Regions from separate parts of the Homo sapiens genome. Here region 2 is linked to region 1. The links are chromatin loops, found by intact Hi-C in ENCODE. Cell type or tissue: mammary epithelial cell. All regions are shown on one strand. Links, peaks and the distances in the headings refer to the core of each region. The heading gives the core; the rest is flanking DNA. Region 1 holds the start of LOC124900932 (a long non-coding RNA gene). Region 2 has its middle 68 kb from the start of MIR4277.

What was found. Hi-C counts contacts between places; a loop is a spot of excess contacts. Peaks named below come from ENCODE experiments on the same cell type or tissue, not always from the same donor. Only the 100,000 strongest peaks of a DNase experiment are listed, where the experiment ranks them.
Region 2: a loop joins it to region 1, with 4 times the contacts of the local background. A loop is called at or near these places in 4 of 110 quality-filtered maps.

The regions. Positions count from the first base shown.
Region 1 is chr5:999,291-1,008,635 of GRCh38, reverse strand. It overlaps LOC124900932 (a long non-coding RNA gene), which reads left to right and starts at 4,663. Exons shown (of 2, transcript XR_007058677.1): 1 at 4,663-5,350; 2 at 6,314-9,345. RefSeq lists enhancers at 573-1,338, 2,492-3,135, 3,368-3,662, 3,136-3,780, 3,781-4,424 and 1 more and a silencer at 3,368-3,662. In mammary epithelial cell, for the core only: a CTCF peak has its summit at 3,896; a DNase peak (open chromatin) is centred at 5,115; H3K4me3 peaks cover 994 bases; H3K27me3 peaks cover 1,447 bases.
Region 2 is chr5:1,636,498-1,645,842 of GRCh38, reverse strand. No RefSeq gene overlaps it. Among named protein-coding and RNA genes, the nearest start is that of MIR4277, 68 kb to the left of the region's middle. RefSeq lists a silencer at 828-877 and enhancers at 1,826-2,488, 2,529-3,080, 3,081-3,633. In mammary epithelial cell, for the core only: CTCF peaks have their summits at 777 (motif pointing right) and 4,073 (motif pointing right); DNase peaks (open chromatin) are centred at 762 and 4,092; H3K27me3 peaks cover 1,420 bases.

The sequences.
Region 1 (9,345 bases), core at 597-8,596:
CTGGCGGGAGTCAGCTCCGACCCCTCACCAGGCCGTCCTGGGTCAAGGGATCCCCAATTCCAGAGGAGCCTGAGGGCACCTCCCTTTGAAAGGGAGGACCCGCCTCCCTTGGCTGCTGGAGAGGGGGTGGGGGTGTGGGCAGCCCAAAGGGGGGTGGTATCCGGCAGGACTAGATCCCCGCCCTCTCCTGGCGCTCCAAATTGATGAAGAACCAGCGTTGGCCCCCCCCGGCCCCGGCTGGAAGGGCCCTGCACCCCCTCACTTTGTCCTTGGTTTGAGCAGGGTCTCCTCCGACCTGTGCCTTGAGGGTGTTGGAGCCTCCCAGGAGCCCCAAGCCTGGCCACCTGCGCTGCCTCCTCCACGTGTCCAACTCAGTGGCTTCAGCTGCTACCTCCCTGGCCTCATCTCAAGCTCCTCCAGCTGGCTCTGGAGACCCGTCCCTCAGTACCCTTCACTGGACCCCCTCTCTGCCTCCTACCCTGCTGGGTACCTCAGGGCTCTCTTCCTTATTTACCTTCAGAGGAACCTTCTTCCCTCACTTCCTCCTGGAACCCTAACTTGCTCCTGTTTCTGGGACATTTCTCCCTTCCCTACCCATGACTCTCCTCCCTGCCACGCCCTGTTGCATTGATACATTGTATCTCCCCAGCCTTTCAAGAGCTAGCTCAGCATTTTCCCCACGGGCTGTTGCCACGCCCACGTCTCCAACCTCAGTGGGTGACCCCACCTTCTGCCAGGGCAGCTCCCGTCCCTGGAGTTGGAGCTCCGAGGCTGGCGGTGCGGGACCCCTCACCTGCCCAGCTCCGGCCCTGCCAGGCCTCCGCTAAGCTGGCCCAGGTCCCACCCGGTCTCTCTGTTCCCACTCCCCTGGCTGGAGCCCTGTCTCACAGCTGAGCAGCGCAGCTCCGCGGCTGCCCAGTGCTGACTTGCACCTCTGGAGCTGACGTCCAGCCAAGCCCTTTCACTCCAATTACTGCCTCCCATTCTCAGACCATCCTCGGGGCAGATGCCGCCATCACACGATTTTACAGAGGCCTAGGCTGCTCAGTGGCAAAACGGAAAGTTAAACCAGAGGCCCGCCCCCCACCCCAGCAGCCTCCCCTGCTGGCTGTCCGCAGATACATGAGCTGTGGGCGAGCACATGAACAAGGGCACACGGACCCTCCTGGGAGTAGTCTTGCCTGCGAGCCATTCCCACCATCCTCTGAAGAACCCTAGTGGAGGGGCCACTTCCTGCAGGCAGACAGCTCTGGCACCTGGTAGCAGGGTTGCACCCGGCCAGGCCGTGCCTGCGATGGGCTCAGAGCGCCCTTGTGTATAGCGTCCAGGCGTCCAGATTCAGGGCCAGGGCCACCCTCCCAGGCTCTTTCGGCCCCTCCTCTCTCCCTTGCGCTACCCCAAGTGGACTTTAACTCCCAATTTGGAAGGTAACAATGCCATCTTCTGTGGTCTCAGGGTCCTAGTGAGTGTGTGAGGATGATAGTGTTACATGTTATGCAAAGTAGCACAGCCTGAGGATTGCAGCCCTTCCCGTGCCTCTAAATCCTGCCCTTACATGAGGACCGATGAGCCACCCTGGGTGAAGATCTGCTGGTGGGCTCGTGTCCCCTGTGTGGCTGGGAGCCTTGCCTCACACATGCATGGGCCCTCCTCCCAAGACCCCGAGAAGGTCCCACTGGGGGAGGTTGGCTGAGGTGCCCCAGCCAGGTGGGGAAGGGCCATTGTGTTTCACTCCTCTGCTGACTGAGCTCTGGTCCTTGCTAAATGCAGATGTCAGGAGGTCTGGGGGAGGAAGTGTCCTGGGAGGACAGGTGGAGGTGGGGGGTGGGGGCGGGCCATGGCACCAACCCCACACCCTACAGGGTGCCCAAGCTGGAGGAGCCCATGAGGCTGGGCCTGCACTGGCTGCCGTGCCCTCGCACCCACCTTGTCACTTGGAACTAGGCACATGCAGAGTCCAAACAGCAGAAACTCCCCATGCACTCCAGTGAACCTGAGTTACTAGGCAAAGGTTTTACATTTATTCTTTAGCAGCTTTATTGAGATACATACAATTCAGGGGCCCTACAATTCACCCATGAAAGTACAGACCATCTCCATCCATCCCAGGCGGGACGCCGCCAGCACACAAGGCGCACAGCTTGACCCTCAGCCCCACTGACTGGCAGATCAGGGCTGTGTGTCCTCCTCCCACTGGGCTCAGACAGTGTCCTGGGAGTCCTCTGAGGTAGAGGAATGGGATCCCCCAGGGCTCCTCTGAGTGGGAGCTGGAGAGTGAGAGCAGCCGATTCACCCATTCCTTCCCAGAGGGTCCGGAGTTCCCACCCAGCAGGACACGCCTGACCCTCACCTCGCGTGTCCTCAGGGCATTCCCCCGGGTGGATCCGCAGTGGGGGTTAGGGGCACTGCAGAGCTGAATCTGTACCCCACTGTCAGCTCAAAGGGCAACCCTAAGTGGCCCCTACGCCTCCAATGCCCACTGGACTCTTTCCCCTATGACCATCTCTCCTGGGTAGGGCAGAGCCGGCCTGGGGTTGTTCTAGAGCTGGAGTCACCAGCTCCAGGCCCTGCAAACCTGACCCCCATGCCAGTTCACAATCCCTTTGCATAACATGTAACACTATTATCCTCACACACTCACTAGGACCCTGAGACCACAGAAGATGACATCATTACTTTCCAAATTGGGAGTTAAAGTCCACATGGGGTAGTGCAAGGGAGAGCCCCTTGAGATGTCTGCATCACAGAGCGGCCTGGTCCCCTCAGCCATTCCAGGAGGAAGGGGTTCTCTTTGCTCCCCTTGACGTTCCCTTCTGGCGTGTGCATGCCTTTGCCCTCTGCGGGGCCAGTGGGCACCCACCATGCTTTCCCGGTGCTGCCTCAGTGGTGGCTGCCGCGAGATGCCCATCTACTTTTCGTGGAGGCCTCGGGACCAGTGTGGTTTGCTGGACGCTCTCCTCACGTGATGCCAGCCCGGCGTGTCCTCTCCTGGGCCCGTCTGTGGGGCAGCCCCCTGCCTGCCTCTTCCAGGGGCCCTGCAGGGACTTCCAGGTTCCTCAGGCCCGTCCTGCCTCGCCTTTCGCTCTGCGTCTGCCCGGGGCAGCCCGAGCTGGGACCTTCTGGCGGGAGCCGCAGCTTTTCAGGGCAACTGTCCTTGTCCCTGGGGGACGGCCAGTGTACGCGGGGACACTTGCGGCCCCAGCCCACTGCCGGCCTGGAGGAAAGGACGCGGGGGACCCCCATACGTGACCAGCGGCTGCAGCGCAGCTCGGGCTCACAGCGGGGCGGCCGGAGCAGCCTGGACCCCCGACGCCCGCGCCGTCCAGTCCGGGGACTCGGAGGCTGAGCCCGTAGGGGGCCGGCCCGGGGGCCATGGGCGTCCCCGCCCTGCCTTTTGCTGGGCCACGGAGCTTTGAGGACAGTTTCGCCTGCTGATAAAATCCGTTCCCAGCACTTTCGAAAGGCAGGGCGGGGCTCAAGCCGTCCCTGGAGGTTAAAATGCGCGTCCTCGCAGCTTTTCAAATCAGCCTCTCCTTATCTCCTCAGCCGCGGGCGGGGCAGGGGCCTGGTCTCCGGATGGAGGAGGAGGTGCGGCCGCAGGACGCCCAGCGGGGAGACCCGGGGAGACCCGGCCGGCGTCCGCCTCCGCTCCCGGCACGGCCGCCCGCGCCCGCCCTTCTCTGCCCCAGCCCGGGACCGGCAGGGTCAGAAGCGGGCGGCGGCGGGCGCGGGGCTCTGTCCTCCCGGCCCCTCCACCTCAGCGGGCGCAGCCGTGGGGTCCCCACCAACAGCGTTCGTGGGGGCAGCGCGGGCCCCGTCTCCCCCCGTGGCTATTCTCCCCGCGAGGCCTTGGCGCTCGTGCGGCCTTGGGAGCAAGAGCGCCCCCGCGCGCTCCTCACTCGGCTTGGGACACGCTCGTGAACTCTCGGCGGCGTCACCCTCTTCCACCGCGACTCCGCGTTCTGGGAGGCGGGGCTCATCCTGTTTTGTGGTTGTCACGGTGGCCACGGCTCCTCCCCTCCCGTTTAGAAAGCGGCGAGGTCGGGGTCCGCCGTGTGAGGGGGCGTCCGCCATGTGAAGGGGCGTCGAGGCATGTCCGCTGTGTGAGGGGGTGTCCGCGGCGTGAGGGGCGTCCCTGTGTGAGGGGCGTCCCTGTGTGAGAGGCGTCCGCGGAGTGAGGGGCGTCCCTGTGTGCGGAGGCCTCCGTGGCATGAGGGGCATCCGCTGTGTGAGGGGCGTCCCCTGTGTGAGGGGCGTCCGCGGTGTGACCTCACGGTGTGGCGTGCCTGGAAGGCATGGTGTAGCCAACTCTGACCCCGGGGTCAGGGGCCTCTTTTGAAGACACTGTCTTGGCCCCAGGCTGTGGCTGGAGTTGAAATAGGCGCATGCGCGGAGCCGGCACACACACACACACACACACACACACACACACACACACACCCACGTCCCCTTCAGTGCCCGGCTTTTTCCCCATAGTGCGAGCAAAGCCGTGAGCCTCGCGACCCGAAGTAGCCGGCAAGACTGAAATTCACACACGGGTTGGTCTCCACCGGAGCCCTGGGGACGTCTAAGAAAAGCACTGCCTGACATCGGACAAAACGCTACTGTGACGCGTCACACGGAGCCTGCCGGGACATTTCCCCTCCCTGCCCATGCCGCGTTGGCCCTGGCGGATTGGCCCCACGAGGGAGGATGGCGACTCCGGGTCTGGATGTGTGCTCCCCTTGCGTGCTCTTCGCTTTGCAAATGGATCCCTACGTTTTTAAGTGCACAAGATCCCCTGGGTGTCGCCTGCACACCGCCCCCGAGGCCGCCCTTGTTTGAGTCCACCTCTCCTTGGCTGTGCAGCGTCCGCCAGCCATGCTGACCCCTGAAGCCTTGGCTGTGCCTCCCAAGTGCACCGGGTTTCCCTGCAGACACACGCTTTGGCATGAACATGCCTTCTTAGGCATGAACAAGAAGTTCACGTGGCTGCCACACCCAAGTGCCTTGCATTTCGCCTGCTCCCCGCACCCCCCCCAACCATGTTGCCACACGAGGCTTATTCTGAATTACAGGTTGGTTGTGATATCACCTCTGGTACATGGACTGTTAAAACTATTGAAAGGGAGGTGGATCTGAAGCACGCCTACCTGTTTCCTGGCATACTTGGAACGTTGCCAGACCACTGGATACTTAGAAGGCTAATTCTACATTTATCCTCAGCCATCATTCTGAGCGCCTTCAAAAGATGAATCATCTGCACCGACTATTAAATTTAATAACCATGCACTTCTCCAGGGAAATTGCCTCAAAGGGACCCACAACTGGCCACGATTCATGGTTGAGGAAACACCTCTTCCAGTTTCAGGTAAATATTTGTGCAAATCTTTCAGGCAATTTGTGATTAGAGACCTAGAAGGAAAAAACCCACCCAAGTCAGAAAATGGTTTTCCAAAGGTGTTCTGGGCATACTTTTGTATGCACTTGTTTTTTGGGTTTTACTGGTTTTTATTGCAATCAAAGTAAGTTCAGTAAAAGGGCCTTGCAAGCTGGGCAGCGAGGGCAAGTAGAAGGCATGATTCGTGGGCAGCAGAGAAGCCCTGGGCTCCTGGCTTCTCAGTTCGAAGCACACCCGGGCGTACACACCGGTGAACATGTGAAACACAGCCGTCACATGTAGCAGGGCAGACGGCAGTGACGGTGAGAAGCTGCCTTCCAGGAGTCCCGTATGCGTGATTTTTTTTTTTTTTTTTTTTTTTTTTTGGAGACGGAGTCTCACTGTGTTGCTCAGGCTGGAGTGCAGTGGCGTGATCTCAGCTCACTGCAACCTCCACCTCCCGGGTTCAAGTGATTCTCCTGCCTCAGCCTCCCGAGTAGCTGGGATTAGAGATGCATACCACCACGCCTGGTTAATTTTTGTTTTTAGTAGAGATGGGGTTTTGCCATGTTGCCCAGGCTGGTCTCGAACTCCTGACCTCCAGTGATTCCTCCCCCCACCCCCGTCTCGGCCTGCCAAAGTGCTCAGCCTCCCAAAGTGCTGGGATTACGGGCGTGAGCCACCACGCCTGGCCGTGATTTTTAAAATAACCCAGGAATCTGAGTGAGCAGTGAAGGAAGCCCAGATGCCAAGAAACATGTGTGGGCATCAATTATGATCACTGAGGTCCTCTCCACCTAAACACTTGCTGTAATTTGGTGATATTTATCTTATCCCAACCTGGGGAGTTTTAGTCTTAGTCTTTGTATCTTATCAGCTCTGGCTTGGAGGAAAGTCTCTCCTGGCTGGAAATGAAAGTGTGAATCAGCAGTGAGTTGCTGCTCTCACTTCCAGGTGAAGGGGCTCAGGTTCATCCTCCGCTCAACTCAACGTGCGGTCGGCCTTGGGTCCCCAGGCCGGAACTGGCCTGAGACACGGAAACTCCCACAGCTTCTGCACCCGACCACTGAGGCCTGCTTCTGCCTGAGCTGCAGCAGCCATGTTCCAAATGTGTGGTTTGTGGTGAAATTTCACTGGGAAATCAGAAAAGATCACAAAGCGACCTCGGCTCAGGGATTTCTGTGGACATCTGTTTCCCACGCAGGCCTTGTCTGGGGACAGGGGATGCGATCGTTGGGCATGGTGACTGATGCTTCTGCAGAGGCTCGAGGGCCGTTAGGTGTCCTGCTGTCCACAGCCCAGGGGGCTCACACACCTCTTTGCCTGCCCCTGAGAAACCCAGAGAACTGCTTCTCCACTGCACTGCAGTCTTCCATGTGTGGCTTTCAGCTGCTTCTGGAAGAATCTGCATGCCTTCGTGGGTGTTGTCAGTGAGTGTGCAGGGAATACTCCCTGAGGGAAGTCTCCGCCATCTGGTAGGCCACAAGATGCCCCTCTGTGGCCTGGTCCCGCGGGCTTCCCCTTCTCCAGCCTGGTCATGCAATGCCAGACTCTCTCCTGATGGTTCTCACCAGGGATGCGTCCTCCCTCCTGCCAGGACACCTGCCACTGCCCCTGACTGCCCTGCCTCCTGCCCCGTCCATGGGGCTGCGTGCATATGGAAGGCGCTTTGTGTGTGCCAATCAGCCCCGAGAAGGAAGGAGGGTTCCCCTGTCCATTCCTCTACCCAGGATCCCCAGCTCCTGGGGCAGTGCTGAGACATGCTGCTATTACCTGCCCAAGTCCCAAGTTCCCAGGGACAGCAGGCCAGCTGGGTCTACCACCTCATAGCTGCCCAGGACAGTCCCCAGCCCTGGGCTCACAAAGCTAAATAAATAAATCTTTTATTTGTTTATTTATTTATTTATTTTTGAGAGAGTCTCAGTCTCTCACCCAGGCTGGAGTGCAGTGACATGATCTCAGCTCACTGCAACCTCTGCCTCCTGGGTTTGAGCGATTCTCCTGCCTCAGCCTCCCGAGTAGCTTGGATGACAGGCACCCACCACCACGCCCGTCTAATTTTTTTTCTATTTTTAGTAGAGACAGGGTTTCACCATGTTGGCCAGGCTGGTCTTGAACTCCTGACCTCAAGTGATCCGCCCACCTCAGCCTCCCAAAGTGCTGGGATTACAGGCGTCAGCCACTGAGCCCAGCCTAAAGCCGCTTATCTTTAAGATGGAGGCCTCGGCCCCTTCAACAGGTTGTGCAGCTCTTGTGGTGGGGGGAGTCCCTTTCCATGGCCCACCTCATCCACCGCTGGGGACTCCCTGGGGTCCCAGCAACAAGGACCCACTCCTTCCCCTGCCCGGTGCACAGGTGTAGATGCCAGGCAGATTGGGTTGGGGGTGTACTGCACATTTTCCTTGCAGCAGCGGACGTGGACTCAGGGAACGAACCCAGTCCTCAGTCTTCAATTCTCAGCCCACAAAAGGGGCTTTCTACCTTGAGGAAGGAACCCCTCATTTAACATCTTTTTCTTCAAGTCTTCACCACATCATGGATGTCTGTACGATGAGATTGCAGCAGGCACAGAAGCCTGAGGGTACTTGGTGGGAGGAGGCCTGGGGATATTGAGGGACCACATGGCAGGCAGTGGTGGGCAGATTGTGAGTTCTATCCTGATGGGCGCCCACAGGCAGCAGGACCCCTGGAGGCGGCCGTGCCTCCATCTCCTAAAGAAAGGCAGCGCTCACTCATGCTGGGAACGTGTGGGGCAGCATTTACAGCCCAGGTTGTGACAAGGATGTATAAGTCACTGTGCCTGAGTCACGGAAACCCAATGGTGTTTATCACTTCTTCCCTGAGAGAGATGAGGGGACCAGGCACGGCGCTTACCATGAGGGTCAGGGAACTGCACTCAAGGCCTGGACTGGGTTCCATCTTCCCATAGCTGTCAGGGAAGGAAGCTGGCCCTCCCATTCCTCCTGGAGGGACCAGGCCACCAGGTCTTTGATCCTGAGAGGCATCTTTGCCAAGGAGCAAAAAGGATGGTGTCTGCTCAGGGCATAGCCCAGGAGACTTCCACCCATTGCCCCTTAGGAGCCCCTTAGGAGGCAGCAGATGGGCTCAGCACAGGTGGCTGGAAGGGTCCAGTCCCTCCATCCCCAGGTCTCTCAGAGGAATCGCATAGTTCTCCCTCTAACCCAGGACCTAAAAATCTCCAGCTTGCCTCCAAGAAGAATCCTGCTGGCCATTTCCCAAGGCACACCCAGACCACAAGAGGCTGGAGGGTCTGCCCACATCCTTGCCTGGGTGCACCTACCCCATTAATGTTCCCTGCAGCCCAGGGCTCCTCGGCAAAAGCCTCGTGAAGTCACGTGTCCAGTTTTTGGGGAGTTAGTTTAGTTAAAACTGGACATCACGATCTGAAGTCCTCATGTCCATCTTGGGTGAGCTGTGGAGTGGAGCTGGTATAGCTGGGTGCTGGAGGGTCCCAGTGGGTCTCTGGGATTCTCCTGGCAACAGGGGAGCCTGCTGGGCTGCCTAAACAGTGCCTGCTGGGCCAAGCCTATTGCTTAGAGAGCAACTGCAGCAGTCCTTGTGTTATAGTTTCTTTTCTCACCTCAGAGGGTCAGGGTGGATATGTCCAGGATCCCCTCTTCAGTGGCAGTTTTGGGAGTTACTAAAAGAGGCTCTTCCCACCCCACTGCCAGAATAGTGAATTGCAGTGAGGCATCCCTGACCCCACCGCCCCACACATGGCCCCAGGTGGACACAAATAGTCTTTTCTGCAGAATGTGAGAGCCAGTCCTCCCTGCCTTGGACATCCGGCTCCCCACCCTGGGTAGTGAGGCCAGGCATTCCTGCAACTCTCTCCTGTGGGTGGTGTCTTGAGTCTCTGCAACCATGGACACAGGTGGCAGCAATGTACTTGGATTCCGACGAAGGGGGTGCCCATGGCTGAGGCAGGACTGGGTTCACAGCCATCCAAGTTAGCATCTGGGAGA
Region 2 (9,345 bases), core at 354-8,353, 640 kb before region 1:
TTTGAAGCAATTGTGAATGGGAGTTCACTCATGGTTTGGCTCTCTGTTTGTCTGTTATTGGTGTATAAGAATGCTTGTGATTTTTGCACATTGATTTTGTATCCTGAGACTTTGCTGAAGTTGTTTATCAGCTTAAGGAGATTTTGGGCTGAGACGATGGGGTTTTCTAGGTATACAATTCTTACAAACCCACTTTCAACTGAATTTGAGAGCGGGGAAGCTGGGAAGGAAAGCCCAGGTGTAGACGGCCTGGGTCCGCTAGCCCCGGTGCTGGCTGGATCCGGAGGCCTGGTGGGTGTGCGAAGAATTTCTGTCTCGGTCTTTCCCGCCAGGATCACTGAGGCTGAGCATGACCGTGCTGGGCGCGGCTTCCTGCTGGCGAGTTGGATGTCTGCCCCTTCGCCAGCTTTCCACAGGGCCGCTCACGACTCTGGTCTCCACCGCCCTCCAAGGGGTCCTCCCTTCTGTCCCTGCACTGGCGACGACAGCGGTCCGTCCGGCCCCGACAGAGCTCTGAGGCCTCCTGCAAGCCCCGCCACTGCCCAGGATGGAGGAAGGCTTCGGGGAAGCCTTCCCAGGCGGGATTCCGCCGGACCCGGGGGACCATCCACAAGAGAGTGTGGGCAGCACGCAGGACGTCCTGAGAAGACGCTTGCTCAGCTGGAGTGTTTAAAAACAAACCGAATAGCGTCAGCTCCTGGGGACTGCAGGAAGGGAACAGGCTCAGGGCCAGCAGCGCGTAAGCTGCGGCTCCGAACTGGGGACGCGGAGACCACACGGTGGCGCTGTGGGCCGTGTTTCCCGACACTGCAGCGCGTTAGTTCGTTCCCGCGGTTCTCACCCTTAGCCCCCAGCAAACTCTGCAGCAGAGGAAAATCAGATCCACCTGCCTGCGGGGTGCGGGGGAGCTCGCTTTCAGCAAACTCTGCAGCAGAGGAAAATCAGATCCACCTGCCTGCGGGGTGCGGGGGAGCTCGGTTTCAGCAAACTCTGCAGGAGAGGAAAATCAGATCCACCTGCCTGCGGGGTGCGGGGGAGCTCGGTTTCAGCAAACTCTGCAGCAGAGGAAAATCAGATCCACCTGCCTGCGGGGTGCGGGGGAGCTCGGTTTCAGCAAACTCTGCAGCAGAGGAAAATCAGATCCACCTGCCTGCGGGGTGCGGGGGAGCTCGGTTTCAGCAAACTCTGCAGCAGAGGAAAATCAGATCCACCTGCCTGCGGGGTGCGGGGGAGCTCGCTTTCAGCAAACTCTGCAGCAGAGGAAAATCAGATCCACCTGCCTGCGGGGTGCGGGGGAGCTCGCTTTCAGCAAACTCTGCAGCAGAGGAAAATCAGATCCACCTGCCTGCGGGGTGCGGTGGAGCTCTGTTTTATGCCTTGAAATGCATTTGCGGCATCCCGTTGTAAAACTGCCCGTGAACGCAGCGTCAGGCGCTCGTTTAAACAGGAAGGTAGGTGCTCTAAGACATCACTGAGAGAATTAAAAGTAACTACATAGCAGGAACAGCACGATCTCGTTTGAAGATTTTATTTAGAAACACCAAAAAAGGTAAAACGGGTAGTGTTCTCTAGATGGAGGAATAGGAATTCGTTTATTTTCTTATTTTTGCATATATATGTGTAACTTTAACACCAGTACTCTGAAAATCACTGAATATCAGAACATCTTCTTAATATCTGAGTACCCAGGGCGGGTCCGAGGACGTCCCCAGGGAAACTGTCCCTTGTCGGGGTGAGTGGCCCAAAGGGGCCCCTTTGGGATGGGGGAATGGGGACCCTCCCTCCCCAGGGTTTCCCATCCAAGGAATTTCACTGGAGGCCGGAAGGCTTCAGAACAGTTTTTCCTCCACTCTTGGATGATTTTCTTGGACTGCCCCAGACCATACAGCCCCTGTCACTGAGCAGTGTTTTGATGCTGACAGCCAGCTCCAGTTTCTGAGCTACCAGCTTCAGCCTTGCTCCCGGGCACTTGTGAAAAAACCCTACCTGGGCCCCGCGAATCCACATTCTCATGCTCATTCTGATCCCCGGTGACTCAGGGCCACATGGGAGTCTGGGAAGAAACAGCTCTGCCGGGGCAGGAGCATCTGCAGCCATGATGCCCCCAGCCAAAGCACAGAGGGTTGTGCCCTCTCAATGGGAGTGTCAGGGGCAGGGACTGCATCCCCACCTGTCACCTGTCCACCTGCAGCATCTGAAAGAGGTGTAGTTGTTAGTATATTGGCATTACTAGAATCTCATTGCAAAACATTTCTATCACCCTGAAAAGGAGCCCTGGATTCACTCCCAGCTCCCTCTCTCCGCAGCCTCCGGCTGCCCCCAGTCTGCTTTCTGCCTCCATAGAGCAGCTTATTCCCAGCATTTCATATGAACACCATCACAGGACACGTGGTTGCTTTCATGTCTGGCTCCTTTCATCTAATAATTTTTTTTTTTTTGAGGTGGAGTCTTGCTCTGTTGCCTAGGCTGGAGTGCAGTGGCGCAATCTCGGCTCACTGCAACCTCCGCCTCCCAGGTTCACGCCATTCTCCTGCCTCAGTCTCCTGAGTAGCTGGGACTACAGGCACCTGCCACCATGCCCGGCTAATTTTTTTGTATTTTTAGTAGAGACGGGGTTTCACCGTGTTAGCCAGGATGAGTCTCAATCTCCTGACCTCGTGATCTGCCCATCTCAGGCCCCCAAGGTGCTGGGATTACAGGCGTGAGCCACTGTGCCCGGCCTCACCTAATAATTTTTCTAATAATTTATTCAAATAGGCATCAAGCTCCACACAGGCACAAGGGCCAAGAGGTGCCCCCAAGGGCTCGTGTGTGGGGCGAGGAGGCAGGTGGTCCTACAGAGGGGGTGGTCCTGCAGTGCAGGTGAGTGCCGCACATGCTGGTGGCATCACCAAGGCCGGGACTGCGCTGCAGTAACACCCACCTCCCACTGGCTCAAAGCAAAGGGTCTGTGTGTCACTCATGTCGCTGCTGAACCCGGGCTGGGTGGCCCTCCCACAGCCCCCAGGGCTATGGTCTCTGGGTCACAGAGTGTCGCTGCTGAACCCGGGCTGGGTGGCCCTCCCACAGCCCCCAGGGCTACGGTCTCTGGGTCACAGAGCAGGCATAGGAGCTGCCTCAGCCCAGCCTGACCCCCAGCCCTTGTGCCCACAGTTTGCTGGGCAGAGCTGATGGCGGCCCCACCCTGCCTGTGGAGGAGTCCTGGAGGTGTGGGAGCAGCAGCAGGCCAGGCTGGCCCAGGCCCCTCCCTTTTACTAAAAGAAAAGCATCTCATGTGGGAGGTAGAAAGGGCAGAGCTGGGGAGGGTCTCATTGCTGGTTTCAAACTCTTTTTGCCAAATACTTTTTGTCCACACCTAACCCTCCACAGGAGAGTGGCCAAGATGCCCGGCTGCTCATAAAAGAGGCCCCAGAGCACCCCTCCCCCGTCCGCCATGTGAGGACGCAGTGACACAACTAGGGAAGCCGGTCCTCGTCCTCACCACACACGGAATCTGCCGGTACCTTGATCTGAGACTCCCCAGCCTTCAAAGCTCTGAGAAATGCATTGTTGTTTCTAAGTCCCCCAGTCTATGGCATTTTGTTATGGCAGCCAGAACTAAGCCAGGCTTCCACATGTGCATTCTGGGAGGACGCAGTTCAGTCCCTCACACTTGCTCTTCTCTGTTTTCCTCCTTATGTTCCTATCCTTCATTCTGAGAATTTTCTTCTGACCTACTTTCCAGTTATTCATTATTTTTCAATGACATCTAAACTATTTTTAAACCCACTTATTGAGTTCTGAAACGTTGCTTGTATTTTTTCCAGGCAATCATTTTTGTATTGCATTTACAAATAGGCACAGAGATAGAGACTGCAATGAGAAAACAGAGAATGCAATGAGAAAAGTTGGAGTTCTAGAAAGAAAGTGGAGGGAGAATAGGAAAAATACAATCAGAAAAAAAAAATACAAATCTTTCCTTTTCGTGTAATTTTTATTTCTCCACTGAAGTTCTTGACCTTGTCTTTTTCTTCTCATGGACAATGTCTCCAGCGCTTTCTGCAGCCATCTGAGGGCGCTGTGTCTGCATTCTCGTGTAGACGTTTTCATTTGCAGTGTCTCCAGTCCTTTCTGCAGCCGGCCTCTGAGGGCGCTGTGTCTGCGTTCTTATGTAGATGTTTTCATTCGCTGGGTTTCTCACCACTTACACTCGCGCTGCCATCTCTCCATGTGTGCCTGGCTCTTTCTTTCTTTGCCTGACATTCTATTTGCAATGTTTTGGAAGGAGAATCTGAGGCCAGAATGATGGCTCCTCCAGAGAGGGTGAGCCCGAGTGCCAGCAGCTTGGAGGGGCAGGGCGGCGGCTCTGGTGTCCTGCGGTTTGCGTGGGCTCTCTCTGCACTTACAGTCACAAAAAGACAGTATCTCAGGCAGGAATTCTCGCAGGGTGCATGCTTCTCTTTTGACAGTTTAATGTCACGCATGGGTTCCTTTGTAAACATCAGATCAATAGCAGAGTTCCAAATTAAAACATTAGGATAAGAAGCCCATGTTGATTCATCCGTCCCTGGAATGGCCTAGAAGACGGGGCACCTGGTGTTCGGGGATGCGTCTGTCTCAGGCCGGTCTCCATGGGTCAGGTAGCCTAGGGTGGGAGGAGGAGGGCGGCGGGCAGCCTAGCGTGGGAGGAGGAGGGCGGCGGGCAGCCCCACAGCCGGGATCCAGGAGAAAGGAAGGGCCACTCACTTTCTCTTCTTCACAAAGTCCTGGGAACGCAGGGAGGGGAGACGGGGTCTCGCTCTAAAAGGCAGCTTTGTAGCCAAACTGCTCCCTCCAGGCAGGAAGAGAATCCCCGCTCAGAAGAAAGGTGGGCCACCCCTGATGACGGCAGGTGGCCCCAAGTGTTTGGATGCGGTGGGCCCCACTGGTTTGGGCCTAACCTCAAGCGGCTGCTAATGGTTCCATGATACTTTTCCCGCTAACACTTCACAGAGATGTCTGACTGATGTCCACTGCTCAGCCGCACCCCCTGAGCTGGTGAGCATTCAGGCAGAGCACCCACCTCTACTTTTCTCACCCCTAAAATCAGAGACTGGTTCTAAGCTGGTGCAGCCACCGCCCCTGCGTGCCGGATGCAGGACTTTCCCTGCCAACACTGGACAGTCCCAGCAAAGCAGACGGTGGGTCGCTCTGTATCTCTGAAGAACAGCTGGGCCTGCGTGTGTCATTCTCAGGCATCTGGCCCAGGCCTTCTCCTCCAGGAAGGTGGGGAGGGGCTGCTCGGCTCCGGGCACTGCCAGGGGCCGTGGGCCCCACATCCTTTCCAGGCTGTTCCGCAGCATCTGCCTTCATACTCACAGCCACCGCGGCGTGCGTCCCAGGGGTTCTCAGAATAGAATTCTGTGCCTCTCTCGCCTCTGGAAGTGACCGTGCTCTGTAGGAAAATATCACAGCACGCCGGCCTCAAAAGGCCATGACGTGGCTCCAAACGCTGTAAGTATGTCAGTTGCTTAGAACAATCAGAAAGGGGCAGAACAAGCTGAGGTATAGAGTCGGGGGTCAGGGAACAGACAGCATCTCTTGTCTTGCAGAGAGACTGCTAGCAATTTGCAAGTTTACGTGAAAAGCTTTGTGATTTTCCAACACCCTGAGTAGTTCTAGCCAAAATGCGTGATTGGCCTCACACTAGACGCTTGCTGTAATTGTGTCTCTGTATTAAATTGACCGTCCTTTGGAGCTTCAGAATGGACCAGGAGGAAAAGGTAAATACCAAGCTCGCTACAACCTCAGAGGCATCAACGCCCTCCTGCTACAGACGCATCTGTTCTCACCTGGCTCCTGCCAGCTGCCCTGGGAGAGGCCACAAAATGCCCTCCATGGACAGAAGACCTGAGAACCTTCGGGGCTCCTGCTGTCACTCACTGTGTTGAAGAACCGCCCGGTCAGCACGCTGGGCCCTATACACATACACACACGGCTCTGCGGAGGACGAGGAAGGGCCGTCAGATGAGACTTCACCGTGAAAAATGTGCAGAGACACAACAATCTCGCTGAATGAAAACTACAGACTCTAATTTATAAAAACTGTCTGTTTCAAAAGCCCCAAATGTTTACATTCTCCGATTCATCATTCCTTCTTCTAATTTATTTTAGGAAATAATGCAAAGTACTCACAAAAAAAATTTATACAGAAAGATGTTCATTGCAGAATTCATTATAATAAAGAAAACCTGAGTACCCAGCGTCAGCGTGGTGATAACATGCATACAAGGGAATATTGTGCAGCTTCAGTTAGTTCTTATTACATTTCATAGGCATCTTAAGTGCTTTGTGAACATTGGTGTATAGATTTTTTTGTTTGGTGTAGATGGCAATAATTAGATGGGTGCAAGTAATAAAAACAGGACGTAATTTTAAAAAGATTGAGTGACAGAAAAAAATGAAACAATGTTTAAAAAACTTTTTGGTTATTATATTATCACTACAAGGCCCTGTCTCCTTGCTCCCTTCTTTGGGGACGGTTCTGGCCTTGCCTGGCCCGTGGGTGGAAATTGTGGTGCTCCAAGTGCCTTCAGCTGCTGCTGGGGTCCCAGGAGCCCAGCCTAGGTGTTCTTCCGTCCTCACCACCCCATGGCCTCCATGGAGCCCCACAGCAGCCTCAGGAAGGAGGGCAGTATCGTCAGAACAGAGTCCTCATGGACCCCCAAGAGACCCTTGTACAGAATGCCCCATCCAACCCAGGTCCAGCTTCACTCAGCTCCTAAACAGGAGCACGGCTGCAGGCCGGCTCCACGCACCCCGTCCCCAGGGAAGCCACAGCCTCCATCCCACACATCCCAGGCAGGCATCTGTAACTGAAGGCAGCATGCTCGGGTAAGCAGCGAGGCACACACCAGCTGGGCGGGGAGGGGTGGCCCTGAGTGGTCGTCTTGCTCAGTGCTGGAGGGGCTCCGAGCCGAGGGTCCAAGGGTCCTGGAGCTGCCATGGCAGATCCCCACAGCCTGGGCAGCTCGAAACAACAGGGGCTCATTCTCTCCCTGCTCAGCAGCGAGGGGTCTGAAATCAAGGAGTCCACGGGCCGTGCTCCCTCCAGAGGCTCCAGGGGAGGACCCTCCCACCTGTGCCAGCTTCTGTGGCTCCAGGCGTCCCTGGGCCGCGGCTGCATTGCTGCGCCTCTGCCTCGGTCTCCAGGTGGCCTCCTACTCTGTCTGCGTCTAACCTCCCTCTGCCTCTGTGTAACCTGCCTCTGCCTCTTGCCATGCGTTTAGGGCCAACGGGTTAATCCAGAATGACCTCCTTATCTCAAGATCTTTAACTTAATCACGGCCACAAAGACCTGCCTCCTACCTGAAGAGAGGTCCTGTGCACGGTTCCAGGGTCAGGAGGTGAACACCCGGTGGCCCAGCCTCAGCCACCCCAGTGAGAATGTGCGAGGTTTCAGAATGGCCGTGCTGCCCTGTTAGGAGCTATACACGCAAAAAGGCAACTCCGTCAGCGTCAGGGGTGCTGGATGCGTGCGGGGATCAGATGGCGTCGGATTTCCCAGGAAGCTGGGGAGCAAGGGTCCTGCACCAAGGGAGGGAGGAGGCCGGAGACCAGCCCAGGCCCAGTCCAGGAGGAGCCTGGCCAGGAGTCCCACCAAAGCCACTGGAGCCTCCAGTGACCCAGCCCTGGAGGGTCAGCGCTGTCCCTCAAATGGATTCCACTTCACACACAGGTCTCCCTGTCTGTGGGGGCTGCAGGGCCGGTGCCTGGGGAGCCCAGACTGCTGGAAACCTTCGGGGTGGCAGGCTCCAGATGGGACTTCCTGGCTTGTGTTTATGTGGAGCCCAGGCTGTGGGCGCCACAGTCAGGCACAGGTTAGGGGTGAGTTGTGGGTGATTTAAGAACTAGAAGCACAAGTAATGGCCTGACCCCCATGTCCCGGCTGTGCTGTGCGGTGGGAAAGACACGGGCTCGGGCGGCTGCTGGGGGTGGCCTGGCCTGCACCTGCTGGGGGTGGCCTGGCCTGCACCTGCTGGGTCCACCCCTGGCCACTAGGCTCACCCAAGGACAGTTGGTGACTGCCTGCCTCACTCCTACCGACCCTCAGGGGCCTAGGGGTCCCGTGACGGGGGGGAGGCTAGGAACCATGCTGGAGGACATGCCTGTGCCAGGGCCACTAGGATGTCTACAGCAGGAGCCGGTGCTAGCAAACCCCACACCCTGAGCCCCAGAGCCAGGCTCCTCAGCCCAGGAAAGGGATCACAGGCAGGAAAACCACACGGAAAAGGCTGTCCCATGCAGTCATGGCTCCCCCACCACTGCCCACACATGGAAGGCAGCCGCGGCTGGGAGAAGCCATCTTCACAGACATGCCATCCTTGATGCTCTCACACATGCGCACAGACGCGCCATCCTCTCCCACAACCCCGCCACCCCGGGCAGGCCAGGAAGTCCCATCTGGGGCCTCCCACCCCGAGGGTTGCCGTCAGTCTGTGTGCCCAGGCATCAGGGCCTGCCGCCCCCACAGACAGCGAGACCTGTGTGCGAAGTGGAATCTGTCCTAGGGACAGTGCTGACCCTCCAAGGCTGGGTCACTGGAGGCTGCCCGGGTCCAGTGGCTTTGGTGGGACTCCTGGCCAGGCTCCTCCTGGCCTGGGCTGGTCTCTGGCCTCCTGCCTCCCTTGGTGGAGCACCCTCGCTCCCCAGCACCTCCCAGGTTCACACAGCTCCTCCCTGGGGCCACACACTGACGCAGGGGCAGGAGGTGGGCCATCCTCTCCATGGACTGAAGACCTTGTCCGAAGGGAAAGAAAGGCCGGCCCAAGGCTTGGCTGGAAGAGTGGGTCTTGGTAGCAAAGGCGGCTCGTGGGGGCAGCCCACGCGAATGCTTCCCCGGCGCCCTGAGCCCCTGACCGCGGCTGAGCCTGCTGTACTCTGGCCCCTCTCATGGAAAGATGACCTGGGTCTACCATGCTCAGTATCACCCAAAAATTCCTACAGAAGTCTCTTGGGACAAGAAAAGGCCTTCTTCCCTCCCTCCTCCTTTCCTCTTCCTTTCTTTCATCAGGGAACAGCTTCCGGCCACCTGCACTGTTTGGGCGCCATCATAAGGAGCCGTGACGGCCTTCACAGAGCTCCGGGGCTCACGGGTGTGGCTGACCTGCCACAAATGGGGCGACAGAGGAGAGGGAGGGTCAGGCACCGATGGCTCAGGAGGGAAGAGATCCCTTCTGTATGGGGAGATGGGGGCTTCCTGGAGGGAGCCGGGGCGAGGGGCTCACCAGGGTGAGACATCCAAGGGACCTGGGGGACCGGCCATGGGACACTGTGGTCCCACGTGGCTCCTGGATGCGCTGTGTGTTTGCTGAGCTGGAGGGGACA